Linked DNA regions of Homo sapiens: region 2 is linked to region 1. A link is a loop called in an ENCODE intact Hi-C map of the cell type or tissue named here. Cell type or tissue: heart right ventricle. All regions are shown on one strand. Each heading gives the region's core, and the rest is flanking DNA. Links, peaks and the distances in the headings are about the cores only. Region 1 overlaps SETBP1 (SET binding protein 1). Region 2 overlaps SETBP1 (SET binding protein 1).

Region 1 (5,388 bases), core at 239-5,238:
CTCCCGGCCAGACTTGGCTCCAAGTGATTTGGCTGTTTCCATAAATCACATCTTCCTTTCAAAGGCAAAGACATTTCAGATATTTAGAAGAATGTGGCAGGGCTTGAAAGAATTTCCAAGAGAGCTCCAAAGCATTTTGAGCAGAGGCAGCTGAACCAGAATCTGCATTGTCTAGTGATTGTTATTGATGGACAGGCAATAATCCTAATTGGGGGTTTGCGTACCACTGACTTCATGAGTCTCTGTGTTTTATGCTATCTTATTGCTGTCTGTCTCAAACATGTGTGACTAGAGAGTGGTCAGCAGGAAAACTCTGGGGGCTCTTCTGGAGAAGGAGCTTTAAATACAGTCATACATGGCATAACATTGTTTTGGTCAGTGACGGACCACATATATGTTAGTGGTCCCATAAAATTGTAGTGAAACTGAAAAACTCCTAAAATGCCTGGTGATGTTGTAAGCCACTACAATATCATAGAGGCTATTACACAATGCTTTATGCAAGTGTTTGTGGTGATGGTGGTATAAACAGATTTGTTGCACTGCTAGTCATGTGTAAGTTAGCACATAGGACTAGGTACGGTACATAATACTTAATAATGATAATAAACGACTATGTTACTGGTTTTAGTTACAATACAATACAATACAATACTATACTATACTATACTATACTATACTATACTATACTATACTAACTATTGTTATTTTAGAGTACACTCCTTCTACTTATAAAAAAAAGTTAACAGCCTCAGGCAGGTCCTTTAGGAGGCATTCCAGAATAAGCAAGGCATTGTTATTATAGGAGATGACAGTACCATACGTGTTATTGCCCCTGAAGACCTTCCAGTGGGACAAGCTATGGAGGTGGAAGTTGGTGATATTTATGATCTTGATGCTATGTAGGCCTAGGTGAATGTATCTGTTTGTGCCTCAGTTTTTAACCAAAAAGTTTAAAAGTAAAAAAAAAAAAAATCAAAATAAGAAAAGGCTTATAGAATAAGAATATAAGAAATATTTTGCACAACTGTAGAATGTGTTTTAATATAAGTATTACAAAAGTGAAAAAGTTAAAAACAACTTAACCTTATAAAGTAAAAAGTCACAGTAAGCCACATTTCATTTATTAATGAAGAAAGAAATTTTTTTATACATTTAGTGTAGAGCATTTATAAAATCTATAATAGTATATGGTAATGTCCTAGGCCTTCACAATCACTCACCACTCACTCACTGACTCACTCAGAGCAACTTCCAGTCCTATAATCTCCGTTCACAATAAGTGCGCTAGAGAGGCATACCATTATTTATCCTTGACACCGTATTTTTGCTGTACCTTTTCTATGTTTAGATACTCAAATGCTTACCATTGTGTTACAGTTATCTACAGTATTCAGTACTCTAACATGCTGGGCAGGTTTGTATCCTAGGAGCAAAAGGCTACACCATATAGCTTAGGTGTGTAGCAGGCTATCCTATCGAGGTTTGACTAAGTACACCATGATGTTCGCACTGGGATGGAGAGGTCTGGTTACGCACACCAGAAGAAGCAACATCATTTTGTAGTTGTTCCTTAGCTACTCTCTGCCATAATGTATATTTTTCTAACTCACTTTAAAACTAAAAATCTATAAATTGGTTGCTCTTTCCCTCTGGGAACAAGACTCTAGTGGAGTATTGAGTACTCTGGTTCTTGGCTCCAAATATTGTTTCTAAATCAAAAAGTCTTACATTAGCTTCCCCTGCAGGATCTCTGTGCCCTTCATTGTAAATCTGTGAGGAAATCATGGTACTTTTGGCAATGTAGCTGGCTAAAGGTTGAACAGTGAAAATGAACAATGGAGAATTCATAGCCCTAAAAGCAGATTACAAGTAATCCTGCAGATACTAAATGGTGGATTACAGAGTGATTACTGACAAATTGATAGACTGGTACCTAGACACTGTAAAAACTAAACAGTTGTACTGTAGATTTAAGTTAAGAACATTTAAAAGAAGAAAAAGAATCATTACTCAAGTAACTGTGCCCTTGCGTGAGATTCATATGAAATAAATAAGACTGTGCTCCTTGGTTGATTCCACAGCTTAAAATACTTCAACATTAATAAGTGTATTAAGCCCAAGCCAGAATTATTATTACTATTATATTATCACATGTACAGTTGTCTGGGCCACTTAAGACAGAGACAGAGGAATAGCATAGCTCCAGAGAAATAAAATCTGAACAAAACTAGACTCTGAACAAGTTACAAGTTATCTGAAAATGGAAACAATAGTACCTACTGCTTAGCTCTGAGGCACTGCCCATTTCTGGCAAATTAAGCAAGTAAACTTTTTTTTTTAAGACTTTCTTGTCAATTTTAGCATCTCAGAACCCCTACCCACATTTGTAACCTGAAAGCACATGTAGACAGATCTCTTACACCTCATTCAGTGTTTAAACATTTTATGTTCAAAAGGCGACAGTCTCTGTCGCCCAGTCTGGAGTGCAATGGCATGATCTCCGCTCACTGCAACCTCCGCCTCCTGGGTTCAAGTGATTCTCCTGCTTCAGCCTCCCGAGTAGCTGGGATTATAGGCGCACGCCACCACGACTGGCTAGTTTTTGTATTTTTAGTGGAGATAGGGTTTCACCATGTTGGCCGGGCTGGTCTCGAACTCCTGACCTCAGGTGATCTGCCCGCCTTGGCCTCCCAAAGTGCTGAGATTACAGATGTGAACCACTGCGTCCGGCCTAAGCATGTAAACTTTGAATTATGTAAACTTAAAATTCGTGCCTTCTCTGCAAATTAAGCATGTAAACTTTAAATCACTGCAAGGTACATTAGCAATGATAATAATTAGTAACATGATAACCAACCAACTCATAGTGCCTCTTACATGTCAGGCAACATGACAGAAAAATGCTTTAGAGGTGTGACCTCATTTAATCCACACCACATCCTGATGACATATAATAATAATGCCAACATCACTTCATCATTGTACATCATTCTGTAGTTATAGCATATATGGCAGGGGTCCCCAAACCCAAGGCCATGGACTGGTATGCTGTTAGGACCTGGGCTGGACAGCAAGAGTTAAGCGGCAGGTGCAGGAGGAGTGAGCATTACCGCCTGAGCTCCGCCTCCTGTCAGATCAACAGCAGCATTAGATTCTCATAGGAGCCTGAACCCTATTGTGAACTGCCCATGTGAGGGATCTAGCTTGCATATTCCTAATCAGAATCTAATGTCTGATGATCTGAGGTGGAACAGTTTCTTCCTGAAATTATCCTCCCTTCTCCGCACCCCACTCCCCTGCCCTGCCTGTCTGTGAAGAAATTGTCTTCCACAAAACCAGTCCCTAGCACTAAAAAAGTTGAGGACCACTGATACATGGTTTTTGTTTTTGTTTTTCCCAAGACGGAGTCTTGCTCTGTCTCCCAGGCTAGAGTGCAACCTCAGCTCACTGCAACCTCTGCCTCCCAGGTGCAAGCAATTCTCCTGCCTCAGCCTCCTGACTAGCTGGGATTACAGGCTCATGCAACCACGCCCGGCTAATTTTTGTATTTTTAGTAGAGACGGGGTTTCACCATGTTAGCCGGGGTGGTCTCGAACTCCTGACCTGTGATCCACCTGCCTCAGCCTCCCAAAGTGCTGGGATTACAGGCATGAGCCACTGCACCTGGCCTATATGGTATTTTGATTCTGTACCTTTTCTAAGATGGCCAGGTCAGGAACAACAATCTTTTGACAAATGCAAAATTGAAGTTGAGAAAAGGTGAGTCACTTGTTCAATGACAGACAGCAAACAGATATTTAGTCTCTGGGTTCTTCCCAAAGTTCCATACCATCACAGACCAAAGGAATGGAGTGGCAAGCAGGGGGTTATTTAACCAGGTGATGGGCTCATGGCTGTTGCCAAGCCTAGAAGAAAGCACTCAGCTGGCATGAGCTGATTACCATTTCTGGTGTTACTCAGCAAGAAAAATAAGGCCTGCTGCTGCAGCAGGAGGGACTGAAAATGAGACTTGAAAATCTGCTCCTACAAGAAGGGCAATGGGACAGTGGTTAGGAGTATGGGCTCTGGAATTGGGCTTGGGGCAAATCTTGGCTCTACTCCATGTGGGCTCTATGACCTTGGAAATCTACTTCTTCACTCCATGCCTCATGTCCCTGATTTGTATAATGGGGGTAAGAGTGTCCCTAGTTCTTAGAGCTGGTTGGTGGAAAAATAAAGTTATGCATACGAAACACTTAGAATAGCACCTAACATTTCACAAGCCCTCAAATTAATTATTATTGGAATGAACTTGACCATAACAGAAAATGCATCTGAAGGAGGCTACGTGTACCTGTTTTTCCCCAATCACGTTTTGATACGCACAAAATCTGTCTGCTTGAAGAAATGCCTCCAACTCTATGATTCTATAAACTAAAATGCTTCTGTTCATGTTCTCTCTCCTCTCATTTTTCAATGTTCATAATCATGATTTACTCAATTGGCCTGGCTTCCACTGAATAAGTTACCTACAAGGCCTGGTGGTCTGGAGGTTGAGGGTCCACAGGAAATATTAGACAGGGGTTTTCGGTGACTTCTCAGGGGGCCCACATACCATAATTGCAGTTATAGTCAGGGCTGAAGTTAAGCATCCCATGACCTTGTAAAGTCCCTTAATTGTTCTAGGCCTTGGTGTCACCATCTATAAAATCAGCATAGAAACACGGCTGCCCTCAGGCCAGGGACTGGGTTTAGCAGAGCAAACTAGTACTGAAACCCATGACTCCTCACTAAAGCTTGGAGTGTCCCCCATGATGTCATACTCACTTCCAAGCCTTTAAATGTAGAAGTCAAAAAGGGTTTTAAGATTAGCCTTCATAAACCAGCAGAAATTATATGACCCACTGGGAACAGAAATAAAATAAGAGGAAGCATCATATATTCTGCTGCAGAAGAAATACATAAATGATAGAGCTTTCAGTCTCTATATTTATCTATGTTGATGACTACTTCGCTTATCACTCACTAAATCTGTTATTTTACTTGTATGGATAAACTCAAAAAGCTATGCTCTTGCTTGATTGAATATGCTTTTCAACAACTCATGACAAACTCAGAAGAGGAGGGAAAAAAATGCAAGTCGAACCAGAGCCATAAATTTAAAAAGAGTTTAGGCAGGGAATACCCTAAATGATATAATAATCACAGAATCATCCAAATTAGATGTGGAAGCATGGAGCTCTGGCTCTGGCCCCCTGAGGCGACTGCTCCAGGAAGCCAAGGTGTGTGGATCTTCCAGCCGGCGGCCCCTGCCTCCCCAGCCCGGCACTCTGCCATATGCTTGCTTCCCAGGCTTTTTGCTTGTGCGCATTTCAATGATGCTACCATTTTCCTCACCCAATTTGT
Region 2 (5,388 bases), core at 139-5,138, 59 kb after region 1:
CAAACACCGCATGTTCTCCCCCATAGGTGGGAATTGAACAATGAGAACACTTGGACACAGGGTGCGAACATCACACACCAGGGCCTGTCGTGGGGTGGGGTGAGGCGTGAGGGATAGCACTAGGAGATATACCTAATGTAAATGACGAGTTAATGGATGCAGCACACCAACATGGCACATGTATACATATGTAACAAAGCTGCACATTGTGCATATGTACCCTAGAACTTAAAGTATAATTATATATATAATGTCATCACAGAACACATTGGAAGTGTTCAACAAATGTCAGGTATTACTAGTCTCCTTTTAAAAATTAATTACTAGTATTGACACCCATCATAAATGCAGTTACCCACTAACAGGGGTACAGCATGCTGCACCATTTAACCCTAGTCATCCCCACATCCCTTTTGGCAACAGTTCTAGTTCAAACTCCTGATCGGTGATGCCAGGTCTGGGAGAGGTCACTGATAACCACAGTGACAATAACTGCTTTGAAGAGGAGGCCAGCCCAGACCTGGCTCTGGTTACTGCCACATTTTGATTGGGCACACTCACTGGCTGTGATTCTGCAGTTATTTCGGGCCAAATAGCTCAGCCTCAATCTTCTCTGCCTTCCTGGAGTATAGATACCTTAAGATTGTTCATCAGTTATCCAGGAGTTGTGAAATGGACACACCTTATCCCCTTTTCTTAGAGAGTTTTGTCTTTTCCTCTATCAAAATATAAAAAGCTAGACATTGTATATTTCTTGAAGCAGTGCTTTGGGGTGAGGGTGCTGACATGCTATAGAGTCATGGGGACAAGATGAATCACATATTTTCAATGATGAGCACTGGCGCCTGTCTGTGGGCAGTTGCTGTCATGGAATGGTGACAGTGAAGGTTGAATGTAGGCTGCAGAGCTACATTAGGTCATAGCCTGAGGCATCTGACTCTCTTCATCAGAGAATCATTCATTAAACAAACATATACATTCGGTGGCACTATAGACGAGACATGGTGCTTTTGTAAATATATGAAATCTTAGTTGTGAAGGACGTTGGAGACCCTATTTTACAGATGAAGAGATCAAGTCTTAAAAGACTAATGGATTGCTTAAACTCAAATGGATAATCAGGGCCAGAACTTGAGCCACAGTCTCCTGTCTCCAATCTCAAGCTACCCCTCCTACTTTCCCTGACAGTAGCCCTTCCATCAGGAGACATGTGAAAAGCACCCTCATAAAGCCTCTGGGCACCCGGCAAGCCCATACACTTTGCTGAATCTTTCTTACCTATAGAACCTCTCCCAATAGCTCTGGATTCTTGAACCGACCTCCAAGGAAAGACTGACCTGAACCTGAAGCTTTTGCTTAGCTTGATGGCTTGACTATCTCCTGCAGAATTTCTTTTTGTTGTTGTTGTTGTTGTTGTTGTTTGTTTGTTTGTTTGTTTTTAAATCAGTTCCTTGAGCATTTCTGGTTAGACAGCTTGGTGTGGATGATTTTGGTTGCTTCTTAAGCAGGCCCCTTCTCAGACACCTGCCCTTCTAATCACTGCCCTATTGGCAGTTGCTCTGAGGACCTCTTTCCTTGATCCACTAGCTTAACCATGTTTTGGGATAGGCACTTCTGGGAATGGCATTCAGAAATTCCCTGAATCCAAGAAGAGATGGGGCACGAGGAAGCTGGGAGGGCCCCTGAGGGACCACTGTGTCATGCCACGAGGACACTGCATCCCCAGTCAGGGAAACATCTTTCTGCGGCACTTCCTGATGATGCAGCACTAACCATCAGACAAAATCATGCAGGGAAAAGCTTTCTTCTGTGGCCTTATGGAAGCTTTAGATGTATTAGGCCTTTTTTCTCCCAGCCTTTGATAATTATGCACCAGGCATAAGGCTTTTAAGACAAAGGCATGTTGCAGCTGCAGGTCAACAGAAACCACCTTCCATAATATCGACACTTCGGCCAGGAACAGTGGCTCACACCTGTAATCTCAGCACTTTTGGAAGCCAAGGTGGGGCGATCACTTGAACCCAGAGTTCAAGGCTGCAGTGAGCTATGACAATGCCACTGCATTCTGGCCTGGGTGACAGAGTGAGACCCCCCTCTCAAACACAAATAAAAATAAATAAAATGTAATATCTACATTCAGAATCATGCCTCAGCCTTGCCTTACCCTCACTGTAATGTCCCCAACAACTTCCCCCTTCCCAGCTGAGGGTCTTAATTTTATTTGCTCTTTATTTAATGTATCTGCTTTTTACTTTTCACTCACCTCTTAATTAGTGGCATGACCTTGGGCAAGTAACCTAACCTCTCTGGGTATCACTCCTTCTTTCTATAATAAAGAATTGATCACCCGGCTTCTCCAGGTTGCCCTGAAGTCCTAATGGATGTGAAAACATTTTGGAAACCAAAAAAAACTATATAAATGGAGGTTATTGCTGTTGTTTGTTATTGCTTGGTTGAGAGAACTCTTCTAATGATTTGGGAAAGGCAAGAATGCTGAATGTACTCCCTGTAAAATCAGCATGAGATGCTGGGATAAATTAGGATAATGTTTAGTATAATCTTTAAAATCATATTATTTCTACAGACTTTCTAAGGACTCCTGAAAACTCACTACCTTCCTTTCCTGTCTCAGCTGAAAAGGAGGGTTTGGGAGAAAGGAAGGAGAACAGAAAACAAAAACAACAGCCCTCCCCATTCTGGCAGTAAACTTCTAGCTCCAAAAGCAGGTTTTATTTAGTGTGCTATAAAAATAGTCATTTCTCCCATCATAAAAGTAGCCTGACTATCCAGCCTGGTTTTTCTGCAGTGAGTCTGTGAGTTGAGTGGGTCCCAGCTCTGGTGCAGGCTACAGCCTGTCCTCTCTTCTTGGATCCAATCTCCTTCCCTTGCAGCCCTGTATTTATACGGGGAAATGAAAGGAGGTTCTTAAGTATTTTATTATGTGTGAATTTTCAGGGTGAAAAAAAAACATACATTTTTGGAGATGGAACTAAGATTTAGTTGTCTCTTAGCTTTATGGTTACTGCCTCATGGGTATGTACCCAACAGCTTGAGCGCTGTGGTTTAAAAAAAAAAAAAAATCCAGGCAGAACTGTAGCAACTTTCCCAGCCATTAAACGAGCCCTGGAAAATTTAGCTCATTCTCGTGAAAAAAAAAAAAAAAAAAAAAAAAAAAACTCACACAGGATCAAGAAGGAAAAAGAGCATGGTTGGAACATGGAGAGAGGCTGCCTAAGCTGGACACGCCTATCCTGAACTGCCGTCCTGCTCTGCTCTCCCTGATCTTGAAAAGTGACTATGCTCTTCTGAACCATCTGGGAACACATTTGATGCCACATAGGAGGTGATTTGCTAATGGGGTATCTAGCTTAATCAGTTATCCCCAAGGTTGAGGGTGGGGGATGAGCAATGTACTTTGGTTTGGGAGTCTATTTGTTACTAAATAATCAGGTGAGTTGGCATGGAAACAACCCTAGGGTCTATGGTGTATTTCTAGATTTCTTCTGAATAAACCCATCCTCTGCCATATTAGCAAATTTGACTCCTAGAATGCAAAGGCAACTCAAAGCACAGGGGGCATGGTAGGAAAAGCATATTAACAAACCTGGTTTCTAGTGCATTCACTGTTCCTCTGAACCTCAGTTTCCCCATTAATATAATAAATAATAAAGTGGCTAATATGATAAAGGGTATACACAGTTCTACTCAGCTGTACCATTATAAATACTAAAATGCAACTATTCTTAATTTTGGATTAAAGATGGAGTAAAAACTTCACTCTTCAAAGCTCTAAATACAGTACAGGTCATTTTCCCTCTCTAGCCATTTCTTCTAGAGCTCCCCTGCACTGACTCTACACCAAGCCCTAGGCTGTGGATGACATCTGACTCACTGATCCCAGAGCCTGTTTATCAGAGGGAAGGACAGAGTGACAGGAGCCTGGGGAACTAGAATCACAAAAGTGCCTAACCCCCAACCTGGCATCATTTATTAACTAGATGGCAGTTGCCCTCTTAGTGCAAGCTGAACGGAAGCCACAGTCTCAAGGGTCCCACATCTACAACTGGGCCATCTTGATGTTTTCCTGTTTGTGTCTGTCTACAGCCAAATAAAAAGATGACTGTAGGGATTTTTCTGAAAAGCAGAAAATTTGGCAAGAGAAGGAAAAAAAAACGGACTGGAGTGTGGGTCTCCCTGGCAGCCATGGGACTTCTGCAAATGCACCTCAACACCTCATTCTCTTTACCCTTAAGCAACCACCATGCTGGCTCATTTTCTCATGGGCATCTGCTATCTTGTGTCTTCTAGACTGCACACACTCCTCCAGGTAGCATTAGGGCACTGTCAGGAGGAATATTATGAAAGTTGTGGGTTTCAATGTACTGCATAGCTCATTTTCCATAACAACCAATTCTCAAAGCTTTGACCAGTCATAAGGGGAGGTTAAGTAATCAATCATGTCCATAGATGGAAGAGAAGCAAAGTGTATCAAGATAACTGTTTAATGTTCAATGCTGAAGCTTCCATGCTCAGTGGTGTATTAACTGCTTAATTCTACTTAATTTTTCCCCCAAATGGAATAACCCTGACTTTTCAGCTGGCTCATAAATGCATACTCTTGGCCATGGAGATAATTAATTTAAAGAACATGGCTGGCATAGGACAAATTTTTCCCAAGTAAATGGCCAAATGCTTGTGAATCAATGCTCTACAAAGACTCAACAACATCAGGAGACTTGCCTGCTTATCCAGGCAATACAATGTTAGATCTCTGGGTGATTCTGGACATGTCTAAACTCCCTGACTTCAGTTTGTTCATTAGTTAAATGGAAATTCTGTCCCCTGCCTATGGAATACTCAGTCATGTTGCTCAGGAGGAAAGGAGTTAAAGTTACACAAATGGAATTGAGCTGAATGAAACTCACACCTTTTATGCAAGGGAAGTTCCATGTTCTTCAAATGCCCAGAAGGTCATATTTTTTTGACCCTCAGTGAGTCACTTCATCTCTCTATGTTTCCTCAAATATAAAACCATATGGTCAGATGAGGTGATCCCTGAAGCTGTCAGTACTGCTATTCTAGAGATCTGTAATATCATGACACCATCCTTCTTTGCAACGTAGTAACCAACATGGCAGCTGGCAGATGCAATTAGCCAAGCGGCTCTTTTCAAGGCTAGGTTAATCCATGGTTTGAGAACCAACCTGTGGAATCTCTGAGCTCTGTGTTAGTTATCTCCCAGAGTGGTCCCTGACACTCTTCTTCTCATCCCTTGGAGGATACAGTGGTCTCTGTAAGTGCCTATCATAATGCTTCTGCTTCTCCAGCATTCTACAACTGACACCATCTTAAGTTAGAACCTGCGCCATGTAATTAGATTTCCTTGCT

Evidence for each region. Hi-C counts contacts between places; a loop is a spot of excess contacts. Peaks named below come from ENCODE experiments on the same cell type or tissue, not always from the same donor. Only the 100,000 strongest peaks of a DNase experiment are listed, where the experiment ranks them.
Region 2: a loop joins it to region 1, with 4 times the contacts of the local background. A loop is called at or near these places in 1 of 110 quality-filtered maps.

What each region holds. Positions count from the first base shown.
Region 1 is chr18:44,982,206-44,987,593 of GRCh38, reverse strand. The region is part of intron 4 of SETBP1 (SET binding protein 1); the gene reads right to left. Among named protein-coding and RNA genes, the nearest start is that of MIR4319, 15 kb to the right of the region's middle. In heart right ventricle, for the core only: no CTCF peak of the experiment used is centred there; no DNase peak of the experiment used is centred there.
Region 2 is chr18:44,922,796-44,928,183 of GRCh38, reverse strand. The region is part of intron 3 of SETBP1 (SET binding protein 1); the gene reads right to left. Among named protein-coding and RNA genes, the nearest start is that of MIR4319, 45 kb to the left of the region's middle. In heart right ventricle, for the core only: no CTCF peak of the experiment used is centred there; no DNase peak of the experiment used is centred there; H3K27ac peaks cover 1,510 bases.